2 separate regions of the Homo sapiens genome follow, and region 2 is linked to region 1. A link is a loop called in an ENCODE intact Hi-C map of the cell type or tissue named here. Cell type or tissue: endothelial cell of umbilical vein. All regions are shown on one strand.

Region 1 (2,500 bases):
CTACAAAAATTAAAATAATAAATAAATAAATAAAGTCATGAAAAATTCCAGACATGCTTAAAAATCAGCTAGAAAAACCACTAGGTTTACATGACACCTACTGATAATAACATTATTCACTTTGCATTCTTTTACACCCAAGTCACCCTGGAGTATACTAAGGCTGTTACACTCTGAAAGGAAGGAATAAACTCTAGGTGACATTCAGCAGCTGTCCAGGTGATGGCTGAGGAGCTGACCTGGTAGAAGGGGAGCACTCCTTGGAGAAAGGATCTTCTACCTGTACCTGAGCACATAAAGAAGTGAGGATCTACCCAAAGAAGCAAAAAGGAATCTCAATTCCTGACAAGGATCGATGTCTAGAATGGACAAGTTTCTTAGCAAGAAGAACTATGGAGAAGTTGAGTTCTTACAGGAGCCAAAAGGACTTGAGTTTTACCAGAGTATCTCAAATCAACCAACAGGTTCAGAAATTTGTACTCCTAGGTATTTCCTGGATTTTGTGAGACATAAATGCAATATCTAGATACATATGCCTTCCACTAGGGAGACATTAGAAACCTTTCTCCTCTTGGAACCTGTCCACAGGTTCCAAGACCTGGAGCAGCACCCAGGAGATACAATGGCATGAAACTCCTGCTCTGAGGACAATCTTTGATCAAGATTACAAAACACATCACTTTTGGAGCTTAAGAGGAAACCTTTTATCCCTCCAAAAGCATCCAAAACCCTTGAAAGTTACAAGGCACAGGAAAAGTCACTGTCACAACCCCTGAACTAGTAATGGTACAATTATAATTACCCATCCCAAGCTGAAATGAGTGATACTGCATGGACTGACCGGGGTTTGAATCCAGACTCCTCCACTTACTGTGTGAACTTGGCCAAGTTCCTTAACCTCTCAGAGCTACTATTTTTTCCATCGGTTATAAAATAATGGAATAATACTCTTTCAGGGTTATTGGCAGGGCTAAGTGAGCCAAGGTGTATCAGGCCCTTAGCAAAAGAGAAAAGGCTTAATCATTGGTGACTATTGTAATTATTGCTGTCATTTGTAAATAAAAGTGGTTGTTATAGATAAAAATATTGGAGACTAGAGAATTGTGGCTCAGAACTTTTAGTTATGTGAATCCATTTACAAAAGAGCTACCAAAGAATAGTTCAAAGTCCAAAGCTCAGATTGCTACATGCTAATTCTTTGCCATACCCCTTTTTGAGAAATCTCTTTGAAATTTTGGGTATATAAGCTAATATGGCATGTTATGAACAATATGTTATTGCTTCTCTAAAAGGAATTATATTGTATATCCGCAGGATGAGACTCACCACTCTTAGGCTATAATTAGTTCATGTCCATTAAATAGCAGTTGCACAACTTCCTAGTAATTTACTGGTAGCCTAAATTATAAGGCTGCTATTTGAAAATGTTTTTGCCTGAGTCATTTTTCCCTCTCAGTCTCACTTAAGTCTGGGTCTCTTAAACTAGAATAGGAATTAGCTGCTTTTTGCAGATCAGAGAACAGATTCTGAAATCATCCATATTACGATATCCTAAATTTCACCAAGGGAAAGAGAAAGTTTATGTGACAATCAAGAAAGATTATGGCAAACAAATTCACATGGAATTGGCTTTAACAAACCTTTTTCATACCTCCTCAGAAACAACAGTTGTAAGAAATATCATTAGTTTGTGTGTGTAAGAAATATTATTAGTTGGTGCATGACATTTCATGTTAAATTGATTATAAAGACATCGATTAGGTACAGTGTACACTGTTGAGCAATAAAATTTAAATCAATGACAGACGCTATCCAACAATCTTTAAAGAGAGCAGCATCACTTTTTAATAAGAAGAAAAAAAGGAATGCTAGGATTGATATCACTCTCAATGCCATTGCAAGAAAATACACTTTTGAAAATCTTAAAAAGATACATTAGGAAAGTGAAAAGCATAGCAATCATTCAAAAAAGAAATAGTATCATATAAAAATGAAATGTATTTGCATTTATTCAGAGAATCTAAAGCAAATCAATACTACATCAATTACAGGTACTAGAAATTGAACAGTAGCTGGTTAACAAAAGAGCATTTACACTATTCTTTAACATGGCATTGGACAACATCACCACAAGCACAACCTGAAAATTGAGTGAAAAGCAAACACACTGATTGTCCTATCTGATCTGCACCCATAAACTGTATCTGATGAATTTTAATGACATTAAAAAAACCGATGGGTAACAATATATTAACCCATCAGTGATAAGGGGCTGACTGGAGTCAAAGCCCCTGCACTTAAGGGTCAGACACCTGTTTAGAAAAATACCACTGAGATGGTCAAGAGGGGCCTTGTTCTCAATATTCTCCATCAACTCTGCCACACTTGTACAAGTTTCATTTACATTTTCTTATCCAATTACATCTTGCTCAATTCCTCACTACAATTTATAGCAAACTTTACAAAGCTTTTGACCTGTATCATCTTATTAAGCTTTTAT
Region 2 (2,500 bases), 540 kb before region 1:
AAATGATATCACCTGGATTTTTCAGGTCTGCCTGCAAGACTATTTCAACTCTGTTATTTCAGTTCCCTTTTCTGTGAAATGAGGAAGCCTGAACTAGGAATCTTCAGTTCTTGCTGGCTCATTCATTCTGTGATTTTCCAGGTTTTCTCTTCTAAATGTAGAGTGATTTTTCTTTTTTAAAATAGTCCACACATTCCCAACACAGGCACATAAATAGTGTCACTCTTTTAAACTATCACATCAACACAGAGCATTTAATAACAACAGCATTTTTTCTCCCTCAGCTTGGTTTTAAGCCTCTATTCTTTGGCAGGTCTGTCTTGTCCCCAGGTTTCTAGGAATGAACTAAAGGAACTTTTGCATCTGCATGAACTAATAGCCTCTTATGAAGCAATGTGGGCTGTAAGTAGAGTTGCCAGAGTGAGTCAATAAAAAGACAACTAGTTAAAGTTTGAATTTCAGATAAATAACAAATAATTTCTTATATGTTTACCCCATGCAATATTTGGAACATAATTACACTAAAAAGTTATTCACTATTTATCTGGAATTTTATTATTATTTTTTTTTTTTTGAGATGAGGTCTTGCTTTGTCACCCTGGCTAGAGTTAGGTGGTGCAATCACAGTTCACTGTGGCCTCAACCTCCTAGGCTAAAGCAATCCTCCTGCCTCAGCCTCCCGAGTATTTGGCACTACAGACTCACACCACCACGCCCGGCTAAATTTTTTTTAATTTTTTATAGAGATGAGATCTCCCCATCTTTCCTTGGTTGGTCTCAAATTCCTGGGCTCAAGCCATCTGCCTGCCTTGCTTTCCCAAAGCTCTGGGATTACAAGCATGAGCCACCGTGCCCAGCAGAAATTCAAATTTAACTGAGCATCCTGGATTTTATCTGACGGCCTGCTACAAAGCCTCCCTCAGAGGTCATCCCTGGGCTCTGTATTGTCAGGAAAAACAAGGAGTGGGGAGGGAGCTTAGAAACTGAACAATGCATGAGGTAGGAACAATGAAGAAAAGCCTTTTCCCTCCTCCACGAGCTGTAACTGCTGCTTCCTTCTGCACATTGCACTGTGGTCAGGGAGCCTTGTTAACTACAGCTCCAACACCACTTTATAAATCATTACTCACTTCCTGTCCATTAACATTACCAAACAGCAGGGGACAACTTGTAAGCTATTATCCTGTAGTCAAGCCCTTGCATCAAAAACATTAGCTCACCAAGTATATTTGTACATTTTAGTAAGGATTGCTCTTTCCTAAGTCAAGTTTTAAATCTCCCCCGCCAACACACACACTATTTCCACCTCTTTACAACTGCATACATGTAAATACCCTGACTTATCTTTCTCTTTTACTACATCATTATCAAATAACCAAATTTCCCTATTCTTACCATGATCATCAATAGAACAAAGGTATTAGTAAACACCAGAAACCATCAGATAATGCAAAAAGACAATTCAAACCATGAGGTCTGCCCCCTGGGAACTTCTCTAGGTGCTATGGATACAAAGATGAACAAGACACTTTTTTGTGAATCCATTTAAAATATTTGGGAAATTTGGCCCGGTGCGGTGTCTCACGCCTGTAATCCCAATACTTCAGGAGGCCAAAGCAGGCAGATCACTAGAAGCCAGGAGCTTGAGACCAGCCTGGCCAACATGGCAAAACCCCATTTCTACTAAAAATACAAAAATTAGCTAGATATGGTGGTGTGGGCTTCTAATCTCAGCTACTTGGGAGGCTGGGGCTAGAGAATTGCTCCACCTGGGAGGTGGAGGCTGCAGTGAGCCAAGATCTTGCTATTGCACTCCAGCCTGGACAACAGAGTGAGAGTCGGTTTCAAATAAATAAATAAATAAATAAATAAAGTATTTGGGAAATTTAAATGATTTGGAAAGGATTCTTCAGGCCTCTTGAACTACTGTGAATACCTGGTGCCCACTCAATGCACAAGTATCCTTTTCCTGGAATTACTTCCTCCTCCCTGACAAGTAGATGCTGGCAACAATCTCAGTGGATAATTTGTGTCTCTGATCCCTTGGCCACGGCAGATTGTACCAGAACATAGGCCTGATAAAAGCAGTGTCCATTTTATTTCTCACCTGGGAATTTGAGATTCAGATTGAGAAACAGCTACTCAGCCTCTGAGCATGGTTGGAACTAGGACTTGGTAACTGGAGAGCTGTGGAAGAACGGGTTCTGTGTATGGATTCAAGATGTGGAAAAAGCCAGTGAAGGGAGAAAAGGAGAAAGCAGACAAAATGAAGAGAGAGTGGCTTTTTCTCCCATTCATTCAAAATACATTTGTTAATGGCCTTCTGTGCATGTATGTGTCAAACACAGTTCTGAACTCTAGAAACAGAGGCGTGAAGAGGTAAAATCCCTGCCTAAGAATGACAATAAATGAGAAGATAAATAATTAATAATATGATATATCAGATCAGTGCTAAAAAGAAAAATTAAAAATGTAACCTTTATTATCTAGAAATAAAAAG

What was found. Peaks named below come from ENCODE experiments on the same cell type or tissue, not always from the same donor. Only the 100,000 strongest peaks of a DNase experiment are listed, where the experiment ranks them.
Region 2: it touches region 1 in a loop (8-fold over the local background); 1 of 110 quality-filtered maps calls a loop at or near these places.

Annotation. Positions count from the first base shown.
Region 1 is chr1:200,230,743-200,233,242 of GRCh38, forward strand. No RefSeq gene overlaps it. Among named protein-coding and RNA genes, the nearest start is that of LINC00862, 140 kb to the right of the region's middle. In endothelial cell of umbilical vein, no CTCF peak of the experiment used is centred here; a DNase peak (open chromatin) is centred at 1,289.
Region 2 is chr1:199,690,646-199,693,145 of GRCh38, forward strand. No RefSeq gene overlaps it. Among named protein-coding and RNA genes, the nearest start is that of NR5A2, 340 kb to the right of the region's middle. In endothelial cell of umbilical vein, no CTCF peak of the experiment used is centred here; a DNase peak (open chromatin) is centred at 1,066; H3K27ac peaks cover 1,877 bases.